Linked DNA regions of Homo sapiens: region 1 is linked to region 2. Evidence: chromatin loops called from intact Hi-C (ENCODE). Cell type or tissue: IMR-90. All regions are shown on one strand. Links, peaks and the distances in the headings refer to the core of each region. The heading gives the core; the rest is flanking DNA.

Region 1 (14,915 bases), core at 4,486-12,485, 60 kb after region 2:
TGTATTAACATTTTAAAAAATCAGCTGGCATGGTGGCATGTTCCTGTAGTTTCAGCTGCTTGGGAGACTGAGGTGGGAGGATCACTTGAGCCTGGGAGGTTGAGGCTGCAGTGAGTTGTGATCGCACCACTGCATTCCAGCTTGGGTGACAGAGCAAAACCCTGTCTCAAAAAATAAATAAAGTCCGGGTGTGGTGGCTCACGCCTGTAATCCTAGCACTTTGGGAGGCTGAGGCGGGTGGATCACGAGGTCAGGAAATCGAGACCATCCTGGCTAACACGGTGAAACCCCGTCTCTACTAAAAATACAAAAAATTAGTCGGGCGTGGTGGCAGATGCCTGTAGTCCCAGCTACTCCAGAGGCTGAGGCAGGAGAATGGCCTGAACCCGGGAGGCAGAGCTTGCAGTGAGCTGAGATCGTGCCACTGCACTCCAGCCTGGGCGACAGAGCAAGACTCCATCTCAAAAAATAAAATAAAATAAAATAAAATAAAATAAAATAAAATAAAATAAAATAAAATAAAATAAATAAAAATAGAAATAAGAAAATTACACACCAATATTTATCATGAGCATAGATGCAAAAATTCTTTTAAAAATTTTAGCAATTGAGTTCAAGAATGTATAAAAACAATAAAACATGGTAACCAAGGTTTATCCCAGGAATTCAAGGTTGGTTTAACATCCAAAAGTCAATCAATGTATGGCATGAGGATAGGCATATAGATTAATAGAATAGAATTGAGAGCCCAGACATGTATGGACCATTCAGCAGGGGAAAGAGTAATCTTTACAAAAAATGCTGCTGGGACCACTGGATAGCCATATGCAGGATACATTTGGGCCTCTACCTCATACCATATAGAAAAATTAACTAAAAATGAATCAAAGACCTAAATGTACGAGCTAAAGCTCTAATGCTTTTAGAAGAAAACACAGGTGTAAGTTTTCTTAATCTTGGATTAGGCAATGACTTCTTAGATACACCTAGAGAATAAGCAAACAAGGAAAAAAAATCAGACTTCATCAAAATGAAAAGCTCTTGTGCTTCAAAGTATGCTATCAAGAAAGTGAAAAATCAACCCACAGAATGGGAAAAATATCACAAATCCTTCCAGCCTCAGACCTGGGAGATACCAGATGTTAAGGAGAAAATCCAAAGGACTTGGAAGACCCTTCCTTGACCGCTTCCTCCATTCTCAGTGCATTTCTGAGGACCGAGACAAGCAAGCCACGGCAAGGCTCTTGGCACCTGGCACAGTTCTCCCAGCCCAGATGGAGATCTCAGACCTTCTGCACATAGGCACCACATGTCTTGAAAGGGGCTTTTGTTCTTATCTGCCACAGTAAGGCACCGTGGTTAGAGTGTGTGTGTGACTGGGAGGGACGAGGAGGGAGCCCCATGCAGGAATGTCTGTTTCCACTCACTCCATAGGATTTCTAACTGCCCACAAAATTATGCCTTTGCTTATTCTTTGTGTGGATTCTGAAGCCCAGCTTAAGGAGTGCTGGGGTTGCTAATCCTACAAAGGGTATTTTGTGTGAGTTCAGTGTCCTTCCTAGTGGGAGCCAGGGCTGGTGGGGCCATCCACTCCACACCCGCCTTTATGTTGCTGGGAGCAGAAAAAGGGAGAAAGTGGGAACCATCCAGATTCTCTGGTTGCGGTGAAATAAATGAGTTTAGTGAGTTTAAGCAAGAAAAATGGATTTATTGAAAAGAGAGCAAGAGAAGATAGAGATAAATATCCAGATTTGAAGGATAAGCACTAGGGAGATGCCAGGGAGCTCGGCAGCTGGGCCTTGTGGAATCATCTCCACGATGTTGCTGCAAGTGGACTTGGCTCCAGCCTGCTTTTTCCCAGTGTGCTTTTGCACCAAGTTTAATTCCAAGGAGAGAAGGCTTAAATACCTTACCTTTTCTTTTTTAAGAGATGGAGTCTCACTCTTTCACCCTGGTTGGAGTGCACTGGTATGATCATAGCTCATTGCAGCCTCGGACTCTTGGGCTCAACCAGTCCTCCCACCACAGCTTCTCGAGTAGCTGGGACTATAGACATGAGCACCCACCTGGCTCAAAGGTCAGAGTTTTTAAAGTTAAGTCACAGAAAGGCTGGGCATGGTGGCCCACGCCTGTAATCCCAGCATTTGGGAGGCTGAGGCAGGTAGATCACAGGAGGTCAGAAGTTCAAGACCAGCCTGGCCAACATGGTGAAACCCCATCTCTACTAAAAATTCAAAAATTAGCCAGCACAGTGGCATGTACCTGTAATCCCAGCTACTCAGGAGGCTGAGGCAGGAGAATCGCTTGAACCCAAGAGGCAGAGGTTGCAGTGAGCCAAGATTGCACCACTGCATTCCAACCTGGGCAACAGAGTGAGACTCTGTCCCCCCCCAAAAAAAAAAAGTCAGAATACACATGTGATATTATAGCAGCTGCCCTCTTCAAGGATGCCTGGCCTTCACATTCAAAGGGTGCCAGGTCTGTGGGCTGACCCGGGTCTGGGAATTTCATAACAGGCCATGGTTCTCTAGCATGCTGGTTCTACTTGGGCCTCTTGCAACCTTCCTGAGTCTACAAAAAAAGGGGGACATGAGTGGATTGATTACCGACTTAATTTGGGGGATACCTGTCAATCATCCATGACCTGAGATTTTGGAAGGTGAGACGACTCCCTGAGATCCAGGCTCCACTTAGCCCTACCCAGTGCACTTCCGGAGTGAAGACCTCCAGCTCCCAGTGCTCCTCTCACCCCTCAGAGATTGGGGATCCCCCTTCTATCACTGTCCCTCCCATTAACAATCCATGGCAGTTTACTCTTTGTGGCAAGGCTGAGGGTGGAGGAGTCGCCTGATTCCATCCTGAGGTCCATCCCAAGGGGTGGGTGGGGTGGAAACACACAAAAGGATCTATTTCAGCATCTTGTCTCCCACAGCTCAGAACCAGTCCCTCTCTTATGCCAAGGGTTCCTAGCCTTTCTGCGCCACTTCAACACCATCAACTTTGCATCAGCAGGTTGTTAGGACATGGACAGCACCCCCTAAGCCAGTACACAGAATGCAGAATTGTCTTATCAATACCCTTGGTGCAAGCCAGAATCCAGTTCTTCCCTCTTTGGCCAAGAACCCTCAAAAATCCATTCCCACAAACATTCTCCAGACTTCTGGCAATGTGGATGAGTGACCTCCGGCAGTTTCTCTAGGTCTCTCTGTACTTCTCCCTCTAGTCTAAGCCACACACGCTGAACTCCTGTTATGGGGCAAGCAACGCTACATAGTGGGCTGTGAAGGGAACTCTTAATTCTCTCCTTCAAAAGAGGAGCATCTTTCTCAGGTAAGAGGAACATAGTGGGGGGTGTTTTAAAGGACTTGGGGGATCTGGAGGTTCTAGTTTTCCAAATACTCCCAAATATCCCCGTTCCAATGGTTGGTGTCTCATTCTTTTTGTGTTAGTGCTTTAAATTTCACATCAAATCTCTGGGAAGTTCATGCAGACAACTAACGTTTTCATTTAGCAACCTACAGGATTCGTCTCCAAACTCTGTCCCTAATGAGATTTTAGACTGGTCACAGGAAGGCCTTGAGTTCTGCTCTCCACCTTGAGAGGAGCTTTGTCGGATTTAATCTTGATGTGCATCCAAATATCCAGTGCTGTCAGAGGCAACTACATGTCAGCTGCGTTCTGCATTCTTTTAAAATTATGTTGCAACAGCAACTGTACGACCCTCAAAACCCTGCCTCAGTGTGTTGTACCTGAGCGAGTTAGAGAAAATGCCACACTTTGAGATGAATTAAGAGTCCGTTTATTTAGCCGGTGGTCAAGAGACAGCTAATGCTCAAAGTTCTCTTGGCCCTGAAGAAGGGACTAGATTTTCTTTTATGCTTTGGTTTAGAAAGGGGAGGGGGTCTAATTAAAACAATTTTACAGAAATAAAGTAGGCAAAAAACTTAAAAGGATAAATGGTTACAGGAAAGTAAACAGTTCCAGGTGTAGAGGCTTTAAGACTATTATAAGGTGTTAGAAGCGGGGCTTTTTGGGCGTTATCAATCAGACGAATTCCTGGGAACTGCGGATATAGCTTGCCACAGTATCTTATCAGTTAATTGCATTCTTGGATGTGCTGGGAGTCAGCTTGCACGAGTTAAGTCCTTGAGGAAGGGGCTGCCAGTGAAAGAGCCAAGATGGAGTCTGTCTGGCTCTCTTAGCTAAGGGAGAGTCAATTCAGGTGGAACCAAGGCTAGGTGATTAAAGGGAAGAGGGAGAGTCTAAAAACAGGGTTAGTAAAAACAAGGTTGGGCATTACAAGTGCACACCTGGTTCCAGCTGGCCACGGAGGGTGGCCTGACTAGGCATGTGGCCCGTCTGTACCACAGGCAGCTCTCCCCTTTCATTTCTGTCATAACAAAGTACCACAAATTGAATGGCTCAAACAACAGAAATGTGCTGTCTTACAGTTCTGGATGCTGGACGTCGGAAATAAATGAAGGTGTCAGTAGGGTTGGGTCCCTCCGAGGCTTCAAGGAATCTGTTCCAGGCCTCCCTCCCAGCTTCTGGCGGTTTGCTGGCCGTCTTTGGGGTTCCTTGGCTCACAGAAGCATCACCTGGGTCTCTGCCTTTATCTTCACATGGTGGTCTCCCTGTGTGTGTGTCTGTCTCTAAATCCCGCCCCCCCTTTTTTTTTTTGAGACAGAGTCTTGCTCTGTTGTCGGTGCAATGGTGATCTTGGCTCACTACAACCTCCGCTTCCTGGGTTCAAGCAATTCTGCTGCCTCAGCCTCCCGAGTAGCTGGGATTACAGGTGCCTCCCACCACGCCCATCTAATTAAATTTCCCCTTTTTATGAGGACACCAGTCATGATGGATCAGGGGCCCACCCTACTCTAGTAGGATCTTGATGTGGACTGAACTGTGCACCCCCAAAATTGATGTATCCGAGCTCAAACTCCAATGTGACTGTATTTGAACATAGGGCTTTATCAGCTAATTAAACTTAAATGAGATCATAAGGGTGGAGACCTAATCTCATAAGAAGAAGAGAGAGATCTTGTGCTCCTTCTGCCGTGTGAGGACACAGCGAAAAAGTAGCCAACTGCAAGTTAGGAAGGGGGCCCGTCACCAGGAACCAAGTTGGCCAGCACCCTGAGCTTGGAATTCCCAATTTTCAGAGCTATGAGGAAATACATTTCTGTGTTTAAGCCATCCAGTCTCTGGTATTTTGTTACGATAGTTTGAAAGACTAAGACACACCTCATCCTAACTTAACTAAGTGCATTGCAAGACAGTCCCATTCTGAGGTGCTGGGGGTTAGGAGTTCAATGTATAAGTTATGGTGTCAACCCATAATGCCATCCACACCAGAATGTAAATGGGAGTTTAACTACTCTCTACTCATCTAGATCCCAATAACTAATTCCAAATATCCTACATTTTTCTGCTGGCCTGTGGCCTTCAACCTTCTGTCTAGTAGAAATTTCTGTCAGTTAGGGTTTTTGGTGTGCAGGTAACAGAAACGGACTCGGCTCAAGCCTCTATCCACCTTGGGTTCCTCTGTGTCTCTGTGTAAGATTCAAATTCCCAGGAGTGCATCTGACTGGCCCAGCCCACATGTGGCAGGGCATTGAGGGTGAGGCACACACACCAGAACCAAGGCAGGGCCAGGGGAAGGGTCATTCCCTAAAGGCAGGAATTCTGGGTAGCAAGGCCAGCATGAGTTCTGGGAAGAGGTCTGGACTGCTCCATGGAGACCTACGATGTAAACACAGGCAAACCCCTCTACCTCTCAGGGTCTCGATTCCTTTTTCATTAACCAGGAACAACAAGACTTATTCTGCTCACCTGACAGGTAACCATCAAACATAAATGAAGATAGGGATGCACTTGGAAATTAACATAGAGACTTGTTACAGCAGCCAGACACCCGGCCCCTTCTCTCTCTAATCTAAACAACCACAGCCCTGCAGTTTCCAACGTGAATCATGTTGCCTTCTCTTCTGGAAACCTTTCACATGTTTCTTCATAAAGGCCCCACACCGAATGTGGCATTCCCATGCAATTGTTTTCCATTTCCACATCCCACAAAACTCTCTTCCAAAGAATCTGGGTTTGCTCCATGACAGAAACAAATAGGCCAGGCGTGGTGGCTCACACCTGTAATCCCAGCACTTTGGGAAGCGGAGGCAGGCAGATCACTTGAGGTCAGGAGTTCGAGATCAGCCTGGCCAACATGGTGAAACCCCATCTCTACTAAAAATACAAAAATTAGCCACGGTCAGGATACCGTGGCCATTGAATATATGCCACAGGGCAGGCAGTGCCTCTAATTGGGAAAAAACGAACTACGACCTTAAATAGATGAACTATTTAATAGGTTGGTTTTTTAAAATCTATTTTAGTATTTCCAAGTGCAAGTGTCTTTATTGCTCACCAGACAATGAAGCACAGGGTTTAACACAGGAGGACCTACCTGTTTGAGGTTTGGGGGTTTTTGGTTATTATGTTATTAGTTAGGAATGTTTTCAGCTGCAAATAATAGAAAACCTACGTGTGGTGAAACAAATAGGGGTTCACTTCTCTTACATAACAAGAAGGGTGGCTGCTGATGCTGATTTAGCAGCTCTGTGAGCTTGGTGCCAGCCTTTCCCTGGTTCTCTTGGCTTTTATCTCATGATTACAAGAAGGCTGCCTGAGTTCCTGGCGTCACATCTTTATTCAAGGCAGGAAGCCAGGGGAAAGGGGCTTTTTATCCAGAAAGCCAAAGCTTTTTCTGAAGTCCTTCTGTCAGCTTTCATCTCAGTGACCAGAGCTATGTCCCATGGCCTGGGAGGCAGAGAAAAGAGCATTTGGCTTTTCTGGATGCTTTAGTGAAGGCAGGCAAGGGAGGGAGGAGGGCACTGGGATTGGAAGAGCTAATCCACAGCGTAGGCTGTGGCTCCTTAAATCTTCGTTTGTTTACACTATGAGGCAGTGGTGTAGTGTTTTTCAAACTGGAGAATTGTGACCTACTAGGAGGTTGCGAAATCAACTTAGTGGGTCTCTGACCAGCATTCTTTTAAAGTAAAATAAAATAGAAAATATTGATGCTCAACTAAATAGTGAGGATCGGGACTATTTGTGACACAGCTGTGTTAGTTTTATATCTAATGACCTACATGTGAGTCTCAGTCAAAAAGATTGGGAAGCCGTTGCCACAGGGGATGATGTGTAGAGGGGGTTAGGTGTGGGCTGGGGTCAGACGGCCAGGGGCACTTGGCCTTTTTGGCCATTTATGGCACACATTTGGGCAAGTTACAATCATCCTTTTAGGTCTATTTCTTCCATTGTAAAAGAGAGAAAATAATATACCCACCTTGTTATATGTAAAAAATGGGTTAGCACACAGTTTGTGTCATAGTAATTACCCAAGAAAATGCTGTTGGTATTGGTATCTACTGATAACCAGTCATTGCCAGGTCCCGCTTTCATGACCCAATTAGGTTCACTTAAAAGTAGCAATATACTCATACGTAAACCAGAAATGTTAAAATCTCCTCCCCCACAAAAAGTTGACTTTGGCACAGTGCCGTCCACCGAATCCTGTGGGATGCTATTACAGAAAATCCTAGGAAACCTGTTAATTTCCCCGCAGGAGGGCTAACGTTGAGGGTGCAGCTTGTGAGTCATCGGCATGGGGCCAGCGGACCCGTGGAAGAAACTTCTCTCTGGCCTCGGTCCCAGGAATTGCTGGGCTTCTTCCGGAAAACTAGCTTCCTTTCATCTTTGGGACTGAGCGAATGATGGAGCTGATCCTGTTTCCCTGCTTGCTTTGGCCCAATTAGCAGTTCCTCTCTAGCAGACAGCACAGGACTTGTGGCGGGGAGAATATTATGGATGCCTCGCTTTTTTCTACAACATTTTTCTAAGTCCCCTCTGCCGCAAAGATTTCTTCCCCTACTTTTTGTATCTGCGTTTTTATCACAATGGGCTCCTCCCCTGGCCTTGGGCCCAGTGCCTCCAAGGATAAAGCAACACTTGAGCGTCCCCTCTGTGTGTAGAGGTGACACCACCTCGGCCATCACCAGCCCCATGAAGGGACTTCTACCCAGCAGCCCCACTGGGTGGGAGCGCCCATTTCTACTGCCCGCATGTCTGTCTGTGCAGTTTAGGAATGCCAGGGCTGGTGCTTAGGCTGGGCACACTGTGCGGGGGACATGCCGCCCTGCTCCCTGTGCCTGGCACCTAGAAATGAACACTTTACGGGAATGGAACCCAGGGCACGACCATCTCAGCCCGCGGAACGATCCAGCCCAACTGGTGAGAACTCCCGCTCTTGGTGTTGGGGGCCAGGCAGGGTTCGTGGAGAGGGTCCTTATAACCTGCTCAGCCCCCTAGCCAGAGCAATCCTACACATCGCTGAGCCCTCTTCGGGATGAGAATGCGCACCCTCAGCCCAGCCGTATCCTCTGCCCCTGCCCCTGCCCCTACCCAGGGAGGGCAGTCCTGGGGGTCCCAGGGCAGGCATGGACCAGGACTAGCGTTACCAGCACTGACCTGCCCAGTCCATCCCCCAGCCCCAGCAAGGCTGGGTCCAGGGCTTCCACCCCTCCATGCACAGCCCACGCCAGCTGGGTTCCACAGGATCCTTTTAAATCACAATTCCAAAGCGGGCTGTCCACAGGCAAGGAAGCCAGGAGCCTGTTCACACAAATGCTCGCTGTTCAGGGCAGGCTGCCCAAGTCACCCCTTCCTGGTGTCCCCAGACCTGGGCTACTAAGTCCTGGGGGTCCGGAAGGCAGGGTTAGTCCCAGGTAACCACAGGGACGCTCCAGGGATCCCTGCTGAAGGACAAGGACCTTCTCCTCCTCCTCCTCTTCCTCCTCCTGCATCTCAGCCTCCCCAGCAGCCACAGCCAAGAGCCCTGCCAAGCCGATGGGACCCACGCAATCAATAAGCAGGTGATAGCTTCTTCAGGTAGGGAATGTGGGGCATGGTCGCACAGGAGACCCACAGGGTTCCCTGGGATCCAGCGAGGGCCTTCATTCCCACATTGCCCCCAACAGTCCTGAGCACCTCAGCAACAAGGAGTTAATTTTTTTTGATTATGGCAAAATACACATACAATTTATCATCCTAACCATTTGAAGTGTGTGGTTGAGTGGCATTAAGTACACACACATAGTCGTGCGGCCGTCAGCACCATCTGTCTGTCTCCAGAAGTCTGTCATCTTCACAAACTGAAACTCTGGAGCTAAACCTTTAAAACTGTCTCATTTGACAAGTTTTTTGTTAGTTTGTCTTTTTCTTTCTTCTTTTTTTTTTTTTTTTTTTGACGTCCCTGGGCTCAAACTCATCCAACAGGCTTTGATTGAAGATCTGTTGTGGCTTCCTGGGGGGAACACAGGCAGGACAGCCCTGCTCTTAAGGCACCCAGTGGGGTGAAGAGGTGAGCCAAGAAGCCTCCAGCCAAGAAGGCGGTAGCCTGCCAGGCGCAGGCCACCTCGGGGCATGGGAGGGAGGCCCAGGAAGGGGAAGGGGCCAACAGAGACTTCTTGGACCAGCCCTTGGCTGGTGAGAGGAACTTCTTGGTGCGGGGGATGGGGTGGCTGGGGGGATTCAAAGGGAATGTTTTTCCTGTGGTCAGACTGGGCCTGATAAACAGTGCACGGGGGGCCAGCAGGGCAGGGGGACCTAGGGCTGAGGACATGAGGGGATGGCTCTGTGAAAGTCCCAGCTTTCCAAACCACAGAGGGAGGTAGAAATATGTGAAGCATGTGTGGCTCTTGAGGGCCTCTCACCCTCGGTCCATCGACCCCTGGACGGACTTCAGATAAATTACAAGCTGCCCACAAGCACTTTGGTGGGAATCTTGTTTTTCCTCTTTCAGACAAAAAGCAGATTTGCTGACAGATTAGGGAGCAGGGGGCTGGGGTGAGGGGGAGGTCACCCAGGAGCACAAAGCCCATTCGAGAAGCATTAAATCACCAGTTAATGAGATGCTGCTAAGCCTTGGTGCTGGGGAGGAGAGGAAGAGTTCAGGGGAAGCCTCTGGAACTCATGGGAAGGGCTGCTAGGCCTGGTTTTTCCCGTGACTCCCAAGGACCTGGACTGAACCGGTGGGGCCTGCAGTTCTCATTTCATTCCCCAGGCATTAATTGCCTATGAGGGGGCGGAATGATTACCACTGCTGTACGTCTGAAGACACTGAGACACACAGCAGTGGCTTCTCCAATGTCACATCCTAGTGAGGGATGGAGTGGGAATCAGGTTGGAGTTTGGAGCCAAGTTACCTTCTCTCCTGTGATGCCACTCCCCTGCCTGCTTCCCCACCCCGTCACCTACTGGGTCACCTACTACTAACCAGCCCTCATATGGCACCCGCTCATGGGTCACGCCTTTGGCTTTTACAAGGGTATACAGTTGGTACAGCAGACATGATTGCACTCATTTCACAGAACAGGGTCTGAGGCCTGGAGAGGCTTTGGGTTTGCGCCAAATTCATGACAAAAATATATCTAAATATGCAAATGTGTGGTGCTCTATAGAGGAGTGGTTAGGAACGAAAAGGATCAATCAGCCAGCCAGACCTGGGTTTTAGTCCTGACTGCTGTGTGACCCTGGGCAAGTTGCTTAACCTGTCTGTGGCTGGCTCTCCTCAACTGTACAGTGGTGATAAGCATATCATCTTGGCATTATTGTATATGATAAGTAAAATTACACAGATTCCAGCTACTACAGAGCCTGGCATTAAGTCAGTGCTCCATAAATATTCATCAACATCATCACCATCATCAGCTGTGGGCTGAGGTGCGAGATTGTGGAGGCCTGAGGCCAGCAGGGTGCCAAGGCCCAAGGAGGCTGTGGGGTGGAGGGTTGGACGGCTGTTTCAGAAGAGACAGGGCCCTTGCCATGGGTGGGGAGGGCCTCCCGCTGGCAGATATGACACACAGAAGGCTCCACCTCCCTAACAAACTGGCAGAGAAATGAAAACTGAGGGCATGATTTTAAGTAAACACTCTCCCGGCTCAGAAACGGTGCAGGTGCATTTACATGTCAATCGGTTCCAGGCTCAGAGGTTTGCAGTCAGGAAAGGTGGCTGGGTTGTTGCTGGTTTTGTGGTGGCCTCTTCCGGTCCTTGATCTGATTGAAGAGAGCTGCTCAGCTGGAAGTCCTCAGCTCCGAAGCTTCTAGGGCTCCATGCTCTGTGGTTTGCAGGTGAAAGGAGGTGGGGCCAGGGCATTAGGGGTACAGAGCAGGCCTTTTGGGGACCCATCTACCACATGGCAGCAGGGAGCCCCTTCCCCTTTCCTGGGCGGAGTGGACGGTTGCCTAGTGGTTTCATGTCTTCATTTGGCCTCGGCTGTCATGGGACAGCCTACGGGGGTCCCACAGCAGTCATGGGGCCCCTCCGTCTTTGCCACCCAGCTCTTGGTGGGGAATTGTCTTGGGTGAATTGGGTGACCCATCGTGACTCTTTTTCCATTGCTCTCTCAGTGAGGGATGGGGAGAGGTTGGAGGACACCCAGGAACGGGACAGCCATCCCCTGGCCCACCACACTCAGGCCACCACACTGTGCGACAGAATCAGCCCCTGAGATTTTGTTTTTCTCTCGGGAACCCTGTGTTCCCTCGCTGAGCTCCCTGCCGTACTCCATCACCCCCTAGGCCTGTCGGGGTGTCTCAGTTCAACTCAGATAGTAACCCAGGGCTCATGGGCTTTCCCTCGGAGTCCTGAGCTGGGCGACCAGCCTAGAGGGGCTGATCCCCAGTCCAAACCCCTCCATCTACTCAGAAAACTGGAGTAAGATGTATGGTGAGGAGGACCCGGGAACTGAGAGGCCAGTCGGGAGCCAGTTGGTTGGGGGGACTCTGGGATCGCAGTCGGGGATTAGAGGCTGGACCAGGAGTCAGATCCACAGCCAGAACTCTGTGGGCACACGGGTGATCCAACCCATGCACCTGGCCCCCCACTGATCCCTCATCCAGCCAGGCCTTGGTCCAGGCACAGGCCATGTGGACATCTTTGGGGTCTCCATGTCCAGGAGCCCCCATGCTCAGGAATCTCGGGTCCAGGGCCCCTGTGTTCTCCTCAGAAGCCCAGAGCACTCCATCTGTTGCCTCCTTCTGGGGTGGGCTATGGTTTCCTCACAGGCAGGCTCCATTCAGGACTCTGCTGGAGGGCTGCCGGCAGCAGGGAGTTACCTGGGCCACCCCCAGGGACCAGAGTTCCCCTCGTGGGACCTTTCCTCTCTCCCCAGTGAGTTGGAAGCATAGGCGTGGGTGGGGAGGGAGTGGGGGGATGCTTTTGGGGACGTGGACCTCTTATGCCCAGGAATCCCACTGCCTGGGCCGAGTATCTCCTTCCAGGACAGACTTCTCCCTCCCCTCTGCCCCTCAAGGGTGGGGTGTCCCCTCTAGATTCAAGCCCACCCCAACAGGAGGACCCAGTGTCCTGGAGAGGGCCCAGGAATGGAGGAATTCTACAGGCGAGCGCTTGGTGCTGCACCAGCTGAAGACGCGAGCCGCCGGTTCTGGGTCTGCCAGCCCTACTGCTCCAGGGGCTATGGCTGCAGCAGACACGCCCCATGCCCCTTTCTCCCCGAAAGCCCCTCCATTCCCACAGAGCCCACCTGTTCAAGCTAAGCCCCCACCCTGACACTCACCACCACTAACTGTTTTCTCTCTCGCAGGAGAGGGGTCTGCCCTGGGTCGAAACCATCCTTCCAGAGGGGTCTCCCTTAGAAACTCCGAGGCCAAGATTAGCCATGAGGATAAAACCCAGAGATCAGACACAGAGACCCTGGGTCAGGCCTTTGGCCACATGGCCTGGCAGCCTCACCTTGCCGAGTCACAGAGAGGCAGAGCCCCAAGCGAGCCTGGGGAGTCCTGAACCGGCCTGGGTTCCGGCCCTGCCCCATCCCCATTGCTTCTCACCACCTCTCCCCACCACTCTCCCCTCCCTGGCCCAGGGGGTCCCTGGGAGTCCGGGAAAGCGCCCTGGATCATCCAGCTCCTCCCAGGGCTGGGATGCCCACTGCCGAGAGAGCACTCAGAAGCCGCCCGTTGGCTTTGAGGACTTTTATCGCCCAAGGTCCCGAGGTCTGGGTGGGACCGCAAGGGGTTGCCCCTGTCCCCAGAGCTGCGCCCGGCCATCCCGGTGGGAGGGCTCGGCTGGAAGAAGTTGACCACCTTGTGGAGCGACTGCACTCGTGCGCTGTGGGCCTCCCAGTCCGAGAAGCTGCGGAAGTCGCCACTCTCCACCACGTACATGCGGCCGTGGTAGTTGGGCTCCTCATACAGGACCCACCTGGAGGCCAGGGGAGTGGGGATCAGGGGCTGCCAGGAAGTCCCCCGGGACTCCGGAGAGAAAAGCCTGCACAGCCTGGCCACCCAGCAACCCCTCCCGGTCGAGCGGCCCCTTCACTCTGGGCTACACGAAGGCACCCACGGTGCCTTCCCCAGTGCCCTGTGGGGTCCATGCTGGGGTGTGACATGTGTGGGGACAGGCCCAGTAATGTCCACATTTTAAAACTGACCAGTCCTGGCCGGGCATGGGGGCTCACGCCTGTAATCTCAGAATTTTGGGAGGCCGAGGCAGGCAGATCTCTTGTAGTCAGGAGTTTGAGAGCAGCCCGGCCAACGTGGTGAAACCCCGTCTCTACTAAAAATACAAAAATTAGCTGGGTGTGGTGGTGGGCACCTGTAATCCCAGCTACTTGGGAGACTGAGGCAAGATAATTGCTTGAACCAGGGAGGCGGAGGTTGCAGTGAGCCGAGATTGCGCCACTGCATTTCAGCCATCCTTGGCAAGGATGCACTCCCGCCATCACTGCACGCCCCACACACTCCTGTTCCCTGATAAGGACCACCTTGCACAGACAGTACCCCCAGCACCTGGTGGGGGGCCTGGCACAGAGGGCACCGTTCATTCAGTGAATGCCAGCAGGTTCCCACATGTGTGCCCAACACTGTGTCAGGTACCAGAGGTGCCATGGTCACACAACACGGTTCCTGCCCCCTCCTGCCCTCACGGGGCCTCCCCTGCAGAGGAAATGGGCTGTGGGGGTGCAGTTGCATGGAGGAGCCTGCAGGGCACAGAGGAGGGTTGGGGAGTCCCAAGCAGGGCCCCTTCCTGTCCTCCTCCCCTTCTGCACACCACTGGGGCAGCCACCAACAACCCAGAGAGCAGAAACAGTCAGGACAAGTCTTTACAGAGCCTGGAGGACCTCGGGCTGGTGGGGGCAGGAGAGAACACAGCTCTTCATCACCCAGGAAGCTGTGGGCCCGGCCCAGAAAAGCAGGAAGGTGCGGTGGGGAGGGAACGGGGGACCAGGAGGAAGGGACTGGAGGTCCAGGATAGTGGCCTTTGCCTGGAAAGGGGCATGTGGTCCAAGGAAGACACCTCAGGACAGCTCGGAGCAGGGGCTGGCCCAACCCTGTCCTTCCCTCACCATCTCTGAGACGAGTGAGGCTTGTCATGCCTGGTGCCTGGCACAGTCTGCTGCCTCAAGGGTTGGGGCCAGGAAGGAAGAGAGAGAGGCAGAGGGTGTGAGCCAGCCTGGAGCACCTGCTGGGGGACTCAGGGCAGGCCTGGTCCAGCCTGGACCCCACCCTCATGGCCCCCGTATCCATGCCCCTCCACACCTACAGCTTTCCAACCCCACACCTGTGCCACAGCTGGGGCCTCAGAGGCACCTCAGAGAGTCAGCTGGTCCTTTCCTACCCTGTGGTGGGCAAGAAATGCCCCAAGCCATGTCCTGGGCCACATGAGGGTTCTCACATGGACACCCCCAAAAGGAGGGGGCGGGGAACCACCCATCCTGCTGTCCCCTGTCCTGGCTGTGGCTACTGGGAGGAGGCAGACAGAGGAAAGGGCAGGGGCCTGTCCTGCCCACATCAGCACCGTGCCCTTCCCCAGGTGAGGGTAGGTGGAGGCAGAACGCCAG
Region 2 (14,915 bases), core at 4,207-12,206:
TCCCAGCATTTTGGGAGGCCAAGGCGGCACATCACCTGAGGTCGGGAGTTTGAGACCAGCCTGGCCAACATGGTGAAACCCCATCTCTACTAAAAATACGAAATTAGCCGGGCATGGTGGCTCATGCCTGTAGTCCTAGCTGCTCGGCAGGCTGAGGCAGGAGAATCGCTTGAACCCAGGAGGCAGAGGTTGCAGTGACCCGAGATCGCACCACTGCCCTCCAGCCTGGACGACAGAATGAGACTCCGTCTCAAAAAAATAAAATAAATAAAATAAAAATGATACAAGCATTACTGGCTGCTTTTTAATATGTTTAGTCTGAATAGAATATTAGAAGTAGAATCCAGATCAGTGGATACGAAAATAAACTAATGAAAGCAAAGGGCCAAGTGCTGGTTAGGATTGTATCAGCTATAATAAATGAAGTGTTTGGCTTCAGTATTTAAATGAAATAAAGCTTTAATTAATTATATTTTTCTTAATTTTGGCTTTTAGATTGAGTTATGATCTTGTTTTCATTTTTTTTACTTTGTTTTTTAAAAAGTAATATGCTTTTAATATAATTTGCCTTATTATATTTTAAAGTGATGTTTTTTAAATTTGTATTTTTTCCTAGGCCCTTATGTTAGCTATGGGATATCATGAGAAGGGCAGAGCTTTCCTGAAAAGAAAAGAATATGGAATAGCCTTGCCATGTCTGTTGGACGCTGACAAATATTTCTGGTAGGCGCTTTTGTACTTGGTGAACACCAGCTTTAAGGAAGATGGCCCAGACTATACAGAACACCCTGCCATGCCCTTGAGACTGCAGACTTTCATCTACAACAGTGGTTAATGTAAAAGAGTAGTTATGGTGTAAACTGGTGAATTTCTTCTTCCCTTTGTATTTCTAATTGACCTTTCCTCCCTGTAAAGAAAAGAATTTTCAAGCAGGTAGGATATCCTCTCTTCTTCTGTACATGTGCTATGTTGCTAGTCGGAACTTTCCATTATAAAGTTTCCTGTCAGCTTTTCACCTAATGGTTTTGGGGTAGTATTGATGATTATTCCTCAAATCCGTTGTTTAAGAGCTGTATAATGGTGATATTATTCCTTCTGTACTTATTTTTTTTGAGACAGAGTCTCACTCTGTCACCCAGGCTGGAATGCAGTGGCATGATCTCAGCTCACTGCAACTTCCATCTCCTGGGCTCAAGTGATCCTCCCACCTCAGCCTCCTAAGTAGCTGGGATCACAGGTGCACATCACCACAGGTGCACATCACCATGCCCAGATAATTTTTTTGTATTTGTTGTAGAGATGAGGTTTCACTATGTTGCCCATACTAGTCTCAAACTCCTGGGCTCAAGTGATCCACCCACCACAGCCTCTCAAAGTGCTGGTATTACAGGTGTGAGTCGCTGTGTCGGCTTTTTTTTTTTTTTTTTTTTTTTAATTATACAGATGGGGTCTCCCTGTGTTGCTCAGGCTGATCTTGAACTCCTGGACTCATGTGATCCTCCTGCCTTGGCCTCCCAAAGTGCTGGGATTACAGGTGTGAGCCACCGCACCCAGCCTCCCTTCTGCATTTATTGCTGGAATTCTGAAAAATTTGTTTTTGCTCATCAGTTATTTTATATGTGGAGGTACAATTTGTATAGGAAAGTTAGAATAAAATACTTTGTTTCTTTCTCCTTATTTTCTTGTTTTCAGAATAAATGAGTTGCTTCACTATCACCCTCCAAAGGTGACCAAAGAGGTTTCTTTTTCTTTTCATTTTCTTAAGTGTCATTATTAACTCATGGATTTAAAACATTTGATGTGTTTCAAACTTCAGTGCTTAAATTGGTCATGCTGGCTGGCAGGCAGCCCATGTTTTTTTGACCTGACCCTGCTAGTCTTTGCAGTCTCTGATTTCTGGAATCCAAAGATACTCCAGGCTCATCTTGGGCATTTAATGCCCAGACCAGGAATCAGCAATTTCCCAAGGAGTCCTGGTTCCTCTTCATGGGAAACGGTACTAAGAGACTATGATGCAGACATATTCAACATTTGAAAAGTAGACTTGATTTTTTGAAAATGGTCAAAAGTTAACAAATTTAGTGTTAACTTCTTTTCTGTTTTGGTGCATTCCCAAGATAATACTGTATACTCCCAGAAGATGAATGCAAATATTTATAGTTTTCCATTGGTCAGTGCCTTTGGGTTCTAAGTGAACAAGTCCCAACTTTAACGTACACAAAAAAGGAATTGGGAGGGGAGGGGCCGGGCTGGGAATAGTGAGAATGAGGGCTGGTTTGTGCTTCTGGGGTCTCTGTCTCTGCCTCTTTCTGGATGTCAGTTTCATTCTCTTCTGCAAACAGTGTAGGGTAAACAGGCTTTAAATTAGGTCCTAAAAGTTTAGGTAAATTTTTCATTCCCTTCCATAGTTGTTTCTAATTTTTTATTATGGAAAATTTCAAATAGTCATAAAAATAAAAATTAGTATAATGAGCTTCCATATACACTCATAACTAAGCTTCTGCAGTTATAAAGACATGGTTGATCTTCATACATCTGTGTGAGCCTCCCTCAATCTTTTTATCCTGGACAAATCCTTGAAATAATTTTTAGGTCTCAGGGAACCATTGAATACAAATTTGGCTACATCTTCAGTTCATGATACATTAACATGTCCGGTAAGTGGTAGGTATAATAATGAAATAATAATTAACAATGTCTTTCTAAGTAGAGAAAGTTTTTTTTTTCCTGGGCATCTATTTATCCTGGGCATCTATTTATCCTGGCCAACTTGTTAGCATATTTTTGTGTGTGTGTGATTTCTCTCTTTTCATAAAGGAAATCAGCAGTAATGTAAGCCAAATAGAATGCAGATGGAGGAAACTTCAGTTTTTCCATTTCCTTTTCCATTTGACTTTTCCCCCTTACTTCTCCAAGTAAGCTAGAAGTTTTGTCACAACTTCCTACCATATGTCTTGGAGTATGGTATGTAGTATGACCAAGAATAGTTTCTTTCCCCAAATTGTATGAAACAGTGACTTCCTGGCAGTGCAGAACGGTGACCCTGAGGTAGGGAAACATGAGGGGAGCTCAGTGTCTGGAGAAGTTTCAGGTTACGGGGCAGGGAGGGCAAACCCAGGCAGAGCCTTGTGCTCCCTGGAGTTAAAGAGATGGAGCTGGGCTTGCAGGAGGCCAAGGAGGTGAGAGGAGCAAGCTGCCAGAGAGAGGGTGTCAGAGAGCTTCAGAGGAGCCCTTTTGAGTCTTCTGCTCAGTAATGATCAGCACATGTGTGTGAGGAAACCGCCCAGGGCTGGGCAAGGTACCACATGAAAGAAGCAGGGAATAATCCTCCGAGTTCATAGAAGGCCAGGAATAGTTTATGTTCCCACCAGCCAGAGTGGAGGATTTGGTAGTCACAGGGCGTCAAATAGAGTCTTCAGAAGGGTGTTGCCTCAGCACTAGGGCATAATTTGGTTTCACTTAACAAAGCTTAAAAGCTACTCCTGAACAGTACCCTTAACTTACCGTTTTCAAATAAGTGCATCCCTAACAAAACTCAATAATTTAGCAATTCAAAAATATCCAGCATCCACTGAAAAATTAGCAGGCATGCAAAGAAACAAGCAAATGTAACCTATAACAAGCAAAAAAATCAGTCAGTAGCAACAGATCCAGAAGTGACACAGAAGATAGAATTAGTAGACAAGGACATTAAAACAGTGACTGTAATCCATCTGCTGAAGAAGGCAGAGGAACAACTGAACATGTCAGATAAAGACATGGGAGACATTCAAAAGACCCACATTAGAATGTAAGAGATGAAAAGTACAACATCCAAGATGAAAAGTACATTAGGTGGGATGAACTGCAGAATAGACACTATAGAAGAGAAGATTAGTTAAATGTTACATAAGGCAATAGAAACTATCTGAAAAAACAGAGAAAAGGCTAAAAAAAAAAAAAAATGAACAGAGCATCTGCAAGCTGTGGCACAATTTCAGGCGGCCTAAAATGCATGTAATTGGAGTCCCTGGAAAGGCAGACATGTGGGACAGAAACAATACTTGAAGAAAAAAATGGCCATTAATTTTTCCCAGTTTGATGAAAACTATAAACCCCCAGATGCAATGACTTTAATGACCCCAAGTACAAGAAATATCAGAAAAAAACTACACTACAGCACACTATAATCCAATTCCCTAAAACCAGTAATAAAATTGAAAATGACTTTTTAGCTAACCTTTCTTGAAAAAAGTTAGGTAAGTTTGGCTTATTTTTTTATTTTATTTTTTCAGACGGAGTCTCACTCTGTCGCCCAGGCTGTAGTGCAGTGACGCAATCTTAGTTTACTGCAATCTCCGCCCACTGTAACCTCTGCCTCCTGGGTTCAAGCGATTCTCCTGCCTCAGCCTCTCAAGTAGCTGGGATTACAGGTGCCCACTACCACTCCCGACTAGTTTTTGTATTTTTAGTAGAGACGGGGTTTCACTATGTTGGCCAGGATGGTCTTGAACTCCTGACGTCAGGTGATCCGTCCGCCTCAGCCTCCCAAAGTGCTGGGATTACAGGTGTGAGCCACCGCGCCTGGCCTAAAATTTTTATGTTAAATAAATATTAATTTCAAGAAAGGTAAGCCTGGCCGGGCGCGGTGGCTCACGCCTGTAATCCCAACACTATGGGAGGCCGAGGCAGGCAGATCACGAGGTCAGGAGATCAGACCATCCTGGCTAACAGGGCGAAACCCCGTCTCTACTAAAAATACAAAAAATTAGCCGGGCATGGTGGCAGGCGCCTGTAGTCCCAGCTACTTGAGAGGCTGAGGCAGGAGAATGGCAGGAACCCGGGAGGCGAAGCTTGCAGTGAGCCGAGATTGCACCACTGCACTCCAGCCTGGAGGAGAGAGCGAGACTCCGTCTCAAAAACAAAAACAAAAAAAAACAAAAAAAAAAACAAAAAAACTGTAAGACAAACATAATAAATTTCTGTTAAATAACCGACTTAAGCTCAAATGGGATTTAATTTTTGTTGTTGTTGTTTTTGAGACGGAGTCTCGCTCTGTCGCCCACGCTGGAGTGCAATGGCACGATCTCGGCTCACTGCAACCTCCGCCTCCTGGGTTCAAGCAATTCTCCCACCTCAGCCTCCCGAGTAGCTGGGATTACAGGCACCCGCCATCATGCCCCGCTAATTTTTGTAGAAATGGGGTTTCACCATGTTGGCCAGGCTGGTCTTGACCCTCTGACCTCAGGTGATCTGCCCGCCTCGGCCTCCCAAAGTGCTGGGATTACAAGCGTGAGCCACTGTGCCTGGCCAGGATTTAATTTTTTGAAAGCTAGGCTCAGTAGATTTTATTTAAATAAATATTTTACGTTTATTTTAATATCGTCAGCATGAAAATGTAACAGTGTTGAATATTAATGCTACTAAAATTGTAAACCAAAGCAATGTTAATAAAAGTACACTCTAAATGAAATTTTTTATTTTTATAATTTTTTTTTTTTCTTTAGAGACAGAGTCTCTATGTTGTTCAGGCTGGTCTCAAACTCTTGGGTTCAAGTGATTTTCCTGCCTCGGCCTCCCAAAGTGCTGAGATTACAGGTGTGAGCCACCACACCCAGCCTTCTAAATGCAATTTATACCAGGCTTTAAGAAACCACTTTGCCCCAAGCAAATGATCAGGTTTAAATATAGTTTTATATATAATAATAAGTGTTGATTTCTCAAAACTAAAAGGATGACATGTACCCCTCTAATATGAGACCTCTGCTTTGGGTTTTTTGTGTGTTTGTTCATTTTGTTGGTTTTCTTCTCTCTCTTTTTTTTTTTTTTGGCTGCACAAATAAATACTCACTCCTGGGTCAAACTTGAGATAAGTGCATATTGATTTTATTTTTAACTGACATGAGGCCATTTCTGCCCACGCTCTTGATGCTTAGTAAAACATGAACGAGCCTGTTAAAGCAACATGCAGGAGATGGAGAAGTTCGGCCACATGCCCATTGCTTTCCTGCGAGTGGCAGGAGAGTCTTCTGTCACTGGGACCAGAATGTGCCTAGAGGCAGGAAATCTCAACACGACTGTGAGATCAGACCACAATCCACAAAGCGCTGCTGTTTCTCTCAAAGGCAGGTTCTCAGGCTGAGCCGTAGATTTGGAGAAAGCACCCCTCACCCAGCTCCACATCTGTGTGTCTGCGTGCACACGTGTGTAAAACATGGTGTATGTGTTCTCAAACATTCACGAAATTAGAAATGTTGAGAGAGATGAAAATAAATATAAAAATACTGCTGTGATACATTTTTCTTGCCGCACCCACAACTGGACTGTGTACATGGGCCCTCTTTAGGAGACTACTGTTTTAAAGAGTAAATGACAAAATTAAAGTCCTTTTTTTTTTATTCCATGCATATTTTGATAGGCAGGACAGGAAGCTTGAGGCCATGTGGATTTTGTAGTTTTATACAAGAGCATTCTTATTTTTAGTAGAACACCAATGAACATAAAGAGAGAAAACCTTGTTCATATACAATGTGTGGTTCCAAATGTTCTTATTGAAGACTTGAGACCTAGATTGGCATTAGGAATTTTTAATGTAATCATAACTTAAAATTAGTCACCTTGATGGCTGTCTTTGTCAGTGCTCCTCCTGGAGCACACTGACTTCTGTTGCTGTCTTTCTTCCCTTTGCTGCGCCTGGGTTCAGCCTGCTGCCACGAATACGGAGTCAAATTTTGCCTGCACACAGGCCCTCAGAAATCAGCTGGGCCGTTAGAGCCTGGTGCTTTCTGGATTGTTTTTCCCCCAGCTTGAATATGATTGAACATGAATGCCTTGTCAGAGCCGTCATCAGCTGAGGCATTCATAGTACGTAGGGATTTTTTTGGTGTCTTTAAAGAAGTGGTGTTCAGCCCTGGCTGTACACTAGAATCAGCTGGGGAGACTCTGGCAGTATAACCACCAGGCCCAACCCCCAGAAATTTCTGTTATGTTTGGTCTGGGTGGGATCAATGATTCTTAAAGAAAGAAAGAAAGAAAGAAAGAACGTTGCTCTGGCCCAGGTGATGCTGATTTGCAGTCAGGATTGGAAGTCACAGCTTTAAAGCATGGTCTTCCCCGTATTTGCTGAGGGCCTCTGAAACAGTGGCCCTGGGTTCTGCTTCCTATCAAGGGGCTGCATGTGTGTCCTGGGGCAAGTGGTGGTAAGCTTTGATTCCTAAGCCCTGATTTCTGATTTCTCTTTCTTTCCCCCATTAGAAGGATGAGATTATAAACACAGCTCCCTTCCTAAACATTAGGATCTCTCTTTTAGAGCAGTCAGCCTTTGAATATATACCAAGAACGGGGAAAGAATTCCAGTCATTCACAAAAAGGTTTCAAATGCTAAAAATGTTTCAAATGCTGCTTGGCAGTGATGTCACTGTCCTTCTCTTTCCAGTGAGTGTTGCAGAGAGCTGCTGGACACAGTGGATAACTACGCCGTCCTCCAGCTGGATATAGTGTGGTGTTACTTCCGCCTGGAACAGCTGGAATGCCTTGATGATGCAGAAAAAAAATTAAACTTGGCCCAGAAATGCTTTAAAAATTGTTACGGAGAAAATCATCAGAGACTGGTCCACATAAAAGTATGTTCCTGGAATTCATCTTATGTCTCGTTGAGTCCATTTCTAGCATTTGTGTTTATTCCTGTTAAAGTATTTGAACTACTGCCAGAAGGTAATTTCATTTTGATAGTAGTATGCAGTATAGTCTTTTTAAACTATATATTTATAAAGTGTTCAATGTTTTACAAATCTGGCTGTCTCTCTTACTTAGCGTGTGAGCATTTAGCCCAAAGGAACATGGTTTGCTAGTCATAGAACCCCATCAGTGATCACCCTGACCAGGAGAGAGCTGCTGACTTCTTTATATCGGTAGAGTCTAATTTGCAAGATGTAAATGCAGAAAATAGACATTTCAGCAGTAATGGTTTACGTGAATGAGTCACAGCTCAAGAGCTGTGGCTCGAGTAAGGATTTTTCTGATTTCCCCAAGTCATCAAAATCCTGCTGATGCAGACTCTCTGATACCTGGTTTGGATTTCTGCATACTTCTCTGCTGACCAGAAGGGCCACTGTGCTGCATGTCTGGAGGCTGGTGCCCTGACACTGACTCTCCTGTGTGGCATGAGGAATGTTATCATACCACAGGGGATGGGGAAGAGGGGGCTTCACTTTTGCCGTCAGTCATAGTGAAGCCATGGACATTTTAATACCTATCATGTTGCCCCTCTGGAGACCAAGGGAATGACAGAGATGAGTATTATAGACCTGTAATTAGAAATAAGGCAATTTTATCCTTTTTTTCTTCAATAATTTTAGGGAAATTGTGGGAAAGAGAAGGTACTGTTTCTAAGACTCTACTTACTTCAAGGGATCCGAAACTATCACAGTGGAAATGATGTAGAGGCTTATGAGTATCTTAACAAGGTAAGAAAAGTAAAGTTGTAACCAATTTTCACCTCCTTTTAAAAAACATTCCCAGAAGTTAAGGATTTTAACTTAGTAGTTTGTGACTTGTGAGAAACATGCCTGTGCTTTCTCCGTGCACAGGAGATGTTGAACCAGAAACATATTTGTATATGTTAGAGTACAGCCAGATGCTGTAATGAGACTTCAAAAAGACAGTGACTTTAATTGGATAGAAGTTTATGGCTCACTCATCTTGCCGTCTAGAGGTGAGCCAGGCCGGAGCAGTGAGCAGCCCGCCAGCCTCAGCGAGGCGTCCTAGGTTGCTCCTGTCAGTGCCTCTTCCAGCCAGCAGAGGGGGCAAGAGAGAGTCCAGAGCAGGCCACTGGAGAGATGACCCCGCAGCTGCACCCAGCGCTGTGGCTGCATGCCATTGACTTCGACTTCACTACCTGGCTACACCCAGCTGCAAGGGAGGGTGAGAAATGCCACGTGCACAGCTGAAATTCGGGGGCTTTTGTTGCAAAAACAAAGTGGTTACCAGTCACTTCTGCAACACCCAGCCTCTTACCTCGTGTTGTGCTGTGGCTAAGTTATGTGAGTAGAGGTAGTGTTGGTCTGTTTCCATTTGTACTTGTTAATAACAGGCCTAGTTTAGAGATTTTATCCAAAATCTGATGCCTTTTAATTCACATTGGATACAATCTAATTTCTTTTAGGCTTTCACTTTGTATTAAGCTTTAAGTATTGCCGTGGTTACATGATTCTTACATTTCCCTGTCTCTAGGCACGTCAGCTCTTTAAAGAGCTATATATTGATCCATCAAAAGTGGACAATTTGTTGCAGTTGGGGTTTACTGCCCAGGAAGCCCGGCTTGGCCTGAGGGCGTGTGATGGGAACGTGGATCATGCGGCCACTCATATTACCAACCGCAGAGAGGTACCCACTTTCACATGCCCTAGCTCTCTTGGGTATGAAAGAACAAAAAAAGATAATCCCACAGGAGTGTTAATAACCAGGAACTCTTTATTACTCCAGATTGGGAAGGAAGGAGAAACTTGTCCTTTTTTTTTTCTTGAGACAGAGTCTCACTTTGTCATCCAGGCTGGAGTGCAGTGGCACGATCTTGGCTCACTGCAAGCTCCGCCTCCCGGGTTCAAGCAATTCTCGTGCCTCAGCCTCCTGAGTAGCTGGGATTACAGGTGTGTGCCACCACACCTGGCTAATTTTTGTATTTTTAGTAAAGATGGGGTTTCACCATGTTGGCCAGGCTGTTCTCAAACTCCTGACCTCAAGTGATGCGCCCACCTCAGTTTCCCAAAGTCCTGGGATTACAGGTGTGAGCCACCGCGCCTGGCCGAAACTTGTCTTTTTCAATTGGATCATTTTTCACATGCTGCAGTCTCCTTAGTTTTGTTTCCTGCTGTGGTGGCAAACGGTCCCCTCTCTCTCTTTCTTTAACACCATAGTGTATTTCTGGAAGTCATTTTAAAAACAAAATTGTTTTTTCATGAGGTCATTATTAAAGTTGGGGATTGCATCCTTGCCTAGAAACATAAGTCAAATCATAGAAACAAGTTGTATTATATTATGAAAGCACAGGTTAAAAAACTATAATCATTTGAAACAATTAAGTACATTAAAGAAAACCTTAGAATTTTGGAGTTGGAAGCATCCTTATTCTATCCAATATGTTCTGCAGTGAAAGAACTGAGGTCTAGAGGGCGGTCATGGTGGAATATTAGCAGGAGAGCCATTTTTCTTCTTGCCAAAACAAGAAGTTGGTACTAGATTATCTCACAGGTCCTTTCTAGCTGTAAACTCCAGCCATAGAAGTCTCTAGAATCTTCACATGTATGTTACCTCGTTTCCCTTTTTGCTAAACACTAGGATAATCCTGAAGGAAAAAAGCAGCCTCAGGGGTATTTGGATGGGAGCAGGAAAGCCCCGTGGTTGTTTGCCTACCTGATGCCAGAGAGGGAGTGGATTCGTGGGTTCATTCCGTGGTGAGCAGTCACAGGGTTTCTCCTTTTACAACACCAGCTGTGGTCATTACCTTTCTCTCTTGCCTAGTCCAATCGTGGTCCTTTGGGTCTTGCTATAGAAGTCAATGAGTAGGTAAAGGCAGAGACTTTGAAAAGCTGAGTTCTTTTTTTTTTTTTTATTCCAGAGTCTCACTCTGTCACCCAGGCTGGAGTGCAGTGGCGTGATCACTGCAACCTCTGCCTCCCAGGTTCAAGTGATTCTTCTGCCTTAGCCTTCTAAGTAGCTGGAATTACAGGTGCCCACCACCACGCCCAGCTTTACTTTTTGTATTTTTAGTAGAGATGGGGTTTTACCAATTTGGCCAGGCTGGTCTCGAACTCCTGACCTCAAGTGATCCTCCCGCCTTGGCCTCCCAAAGTGCTGGGATCACAGGTGTGAGCCACTGCGACCAGCTGAAAAGTTGAGTTCTGTGTGTTTGAGTTTTACATGGTCTAATTCAGTACTAACAGAAAAATGAACATTGCTGATACTGATTTATTGCTTTACTATTACTCCACTACCAGTAAGAATTTATTATTTTTATTTTTATTTATTTTTTCCTTTAATTTTATTTTATTATTATTATACTTTTAAGTTTTAGGGTACATGTGCACAATGTGCAGGTTAGTTACATATGTATACATGTGCCATGCTGGTGCGCTGCACCCATTAACTCGTCATTTAGCATTAGGTATATCTCCTAAAGCTATCCCTCCCCCCTCCCCCCACCCCACAACAGTCCCCAGAGTGTGATGTCCCCCTTCCTGTGTCCACGTGTTCTCATTGTTCAATTCCCACCTGTGAGTGAGAATATGCGGTGTTTGGTTTTTTGTTCTTGCGATAGTTTACTGAGAATGAAGTAAGATTTTATTAGCATCTGGAAAGCTAGTGTTTTAAAATGAGATCATTTGGAAAACAGTTCTCATCACTGTATAAGACTATAGTTCATAAAACATTGTCACACTCATGTCATTCACTTCTGCCTGTGACCAGCCGAGAGGCCACAGGACAGGTACTTCTCATCTTACACATGGGAAGAGCTGTTGCTCAGAGGTGGTCTTTTAAAGTATAGTGGAGTCATATCACTTGTACATTTCTGAAGTTAAAAGCCCTTGGAGAAAATGCAAATAAAAAAACCAGTGTATATAGTGCAGTTGATCCTTCTCCCTCTTCCACCCAACAGATGTTGTTAGTTACGATGCCTTTGGCTGAAAGCAACAACAACAACAAAAAACCCAAAATGGCCTAAACATCAAAACAAGGGATGTGGTGGGATTTATTGGCCGTTTACTTGTAAAAAGTCCAGAAGTAGGATAGGTCTCAGGGTTAGGTGATTCATTCAGTGGCTTACTGATGTCACTGAGGACCTGAGGTCTGTCTTTTACCCCCACCCCCCACCCCATGTCATCAGTGTCATCCAGTCACAACAAGGGCCATAATCTGTGTCCCAGAATCCTCAGGGAAAATCCTGAGCTTCTTGTGATTGGGCAGCCTTGAACCTGTCACTGAGGCTGGAGGAACGCCAAGACTGGCTCAGGCCTGTGGCAAGAGATAGAGGGTTGCCACCTTAGCCCATTCAGGGGCCACCTGGGGAGCTGGAGCAGCCTCCCACACCTCAGGGAGGGGTAGAATGGGTGCTGGAAAGACAAAAACAATGTCCCACAGAAAGTGAGCTCCTATCGGAGCTTTAGATGAGCAAGAGAAATCTGCTGCCCTCGGAGTTCCAACGTTCTAGGTATGAGCATCTGACTGAGCTGAATGTAAAACAATTCGTTCATGTTTTTGTTTGAGACAGAGCCTTGCTCTCTTGTCCAGGCTGGAGGGCAGTGGCGTGATTATGGCTCACTGCAACCTTGATCTCCCGGGCTCCAATGATCCTCCTGCCAAGAGCTCTCGGCTGATTTTTATTTTTTTGTAGAAATGGGGTCTCACCATGTTGCCCAGGCCAGTCTCAAAACTCCTGGGTTCAAGCAGTCCTCCCACCTTGGCCTCCCAAGGTGCTGGGATTACAGGTGTGAGCCACTGCACCCAGCCTTTAATACATAATTATTAAAAGTTTATATTTTTTGTGCAATATGGCCCTGAGTACAGACCAGTTTCTCATCTGAGAAAAGCAACAGCTGTAGAAACGGAGCTCACAGATCATGCTTCGGCATGGCCAGGCCGTGAGACGTAGCCTTCCTAAGAGGCCATCCCAGCTTGTTGTGACCATACAGTGCCTCTCTCTTGAGATCTGATTCTACTTAACTGTAGCCACTTCAGTGCAGTACTCACTGTCATTGATTTGATCTACTTTATCTTTCTAACTCATCTTAGTATAAAGAGAAATTTCAGAAAATAATGTTCTCACATGTGTTTACATGATTAAAAGGAAACAGACTAAGACATTTGTAATGAAAGGAAGTATTCTTCGAAGCTCCCAGTTGGTGTGAGGTCTGTGTTAGGTAATGCCCAGGTCCGCTGGCTGGCAGCGTCCTTCTCTGTGCTTGGATGTTAGGTGCGCTTCTTAGCCTTTTGGAATATAAATGGAAGAAACTGTATTGAAAGCAGAGGATGGGGCCAGTAAAGGCATTTTACATGGAGTATGTGTAAATAAAAGTGCAAATGTGAGTGGTATGAAAGACTCCTGCTGGCATGTGTGGTTGGGGTGGTGTGGCAGGATAAGGTCAGTTTCGAAGCATTGTTGGGGCCAGGGAGTGGGGGCCCTGAGTAGCAGAATAAGGAGCTGGTGCCTCAGTGTGGGGAGGTGGTCAGGAGCTGCTGCGGGCTTTCAGGTAGGTGACTGGAATGACGGAGCCTGCTGCCCTGTGCAGCGGGGCTGGAGCTGGGGGAGACTGGCCACTGAGAGGTAGAGCACGTAATGGGGGCATGAGACAGGCCTGGTGCAGCTGAAGGGGAAGCAAAGGGAGCTGGCGCTGTGGGCACTCCAGGGCCACACCAGGAGGTTCTCCTGTGATAGAGACAGGCCATGAGTCTACAGATGTCTTCATCCCTGGAGATGTTTCCAGCAGCCACTCTGTTCTGCCTGCTCCTACTGTGGGGCCTGTGGAGTCTGGTTCCACAATGATGATGCTTTTGTTTTCCTAAGAGATGAGGCCGCTTTCCTGCTGTGGGGAAAATGCAGGGAGGCGCCTGTTGCCTGGGCTGGGCAGGAGGCAGGATCAGGTCTCTGGAAGGAAGGAGTCTGTTTTCTCCCCCGTCCTCGCTGCTGCTGATGGTGGGGCTGGTCTCCCTGGGAGAATGTAGCAAGTCACTTAACTTTGTTGAAAGCTTTCTGTCTCCTTGTTGGGAAAATAATGAGGTTGGATTAAATTCCTGGTTTTCAAACTTGCTTTGTTGTTGTTGTTTTTAAGCAGCAAAATCCCCTTTTTAAATGACATTTTTATGGGGATACTAGTTTACAAAATAAATTGGGAACTCTCCTGATTGGCCCTGGGTGGGAGAGGTGAAGAGACTAGAACCCTCTGCAGCCGTCCTGCGCTCCTGCAGCAATAGCAGGCAACTCTGAGAAACAGGGTTGAGAACCAAGAGGTTAGATGACCTTTGTCTCTGGGCACTCTGTGGGTTCCGAATGGAATGACAGGCCTCAGAAGGCCCTGGAGTCCTTGCTCCCCAGGCTGTGGGGGGCGGGTCACCAGCTTTGGCATTGCCCAGGAGCCCCTGATTCCACATCACATTTTAACTTGAATCCCTGGGCGATTCATCGAAGGCTGGAAGGCCTTCCCACCGCGTGCAGAAGCTCTCCTACCCGGTTCCTACCTGGTTCCTAGAAGAGAATCCATGCACCTCACACCCGCGACCTCTGCAGTGGGAGTGCTGGGTTGGCGAGCAGCCCATCCTGATGCCGGATGGTGGATGGCGGGGCTGGCGAGGCACCTCCTTCCTGCCCCACGGGCATCTCACTTCCACTGCCTGCCTCAGAAGCAGCACTTCCACCACCCCTCTGCCTCTGTGGCACCTCTGCCATTTGGCTGGGTGAGGAGAGGTAGAAAGAGGGCCCCCTGTGCTTTGCTTTGGTTTTTTGGCTTTGCCTGGAAATGCGGAGAATCCTGCAGAGCGCAGACTGAGAGGCTGTGAAATCTCAGTCCCTAACTTGGGATGGGACTTTGCTGTTTTCCTAAAGGAACTGGCCCAAATAAGGAAGGAGGAAAAAGAGAAGAAAAGACGCCGCCTCGAGAACATCAGGTTTCTGAAAGGGATGGGCTACTCCACGCACGCGGCCCAGCAGGTACTCCACGCAGCCAGCGGGAACTTGGATGAGGCCCTGAAGGTAGCAGCTCCCTCGGGGCCTCTGGCCTTGTCCCTGAGCAGTGGGTCCTGCCCAGAGCTCCCTCCATGGCTCTCCAGCATCCTCCCGGGCTCACTCCTATGGGCTGCCCCGTCATCCGGATCTGAAGGGCAGGTTTCTCCTGGGCTCCAGCCCAGACACAGGCTGCGTGAGGCCACGTGAGGCCCCATGCTCAGTG

Evidence for each region. Hi-C counts contacts between places; a loop is a spot of excess contacts. Peaks named below come from ENCODE experiments on the same cell type or tissue, not always from the same donor. Only the 100,000 strongest peaks of a DNase experiment are listed, where the experiment ranks them.
Region 1: it touches region 2 in a loop (2.6-fold over the local background); 13 of 110 quality-filtered maps call a loop at or near these places.

The regions. Positions count from the first base shown.
Region 1 is chr7:151,419,010-151,433,924 of GRCh38, forward strand. CRYGN (crystallin gamma N) reads right to left here. Exons shown (of 4, transcript NM_144727.3): 4 at 9,823-11,171. The coding sequence ends at 11,039. It overlaps LOC124901780, which reads right to left. Exons shown (of 1, transcript XM_047421163.1): 1 at 13,283-14,915. The coding sequence starts at 14,448. The coding sequence ends at 13,543. It overlaps MIR3907 (microRNA 3907), which reads right to left and starts at 14,630; the gene lies at 14,480-14,630. RefSeq lists enhancers at 9,502-10,021, 10,799-10,868, 11,189-11,388, 13,810-13,909, 14,180-14,269. In IMR-90, for the core only: no CTCF peak of the experiment used is centred there; DNase peaks (open chromatin) are centred at 6,952, 7,672 and 10,112; H3K27ac peaks cover 3,773 bases.
Region 2 is chr7:151,359,525-151,374,439 of GRCh38, forward strand. It overlaps NUB1 (negative regulator of ubiquitin like proteins 1), which reads left to right. Exons shown (of 15, transcript NM_001243351.2): 8 at 617-723; 9 at 7,415-7,601; 10 at 8,337-8,444; 11 at 9,211-9,363; 12 at 14,573-14,719. It also overlaps a transcript of WDR86 not described here. Among named protein-coding and RNA genes, the nearest start is that of NUB1, 25 kb to the left of the region's middle. In IMR-90, for the core only: a CTCF peak has its summit at 8,772 (motif pointing right); DNase peaks (open chromatin) are centred at 6,827, 7,517, 7,937 and 8,797; H3K27ac peaks cover 2,003 bases.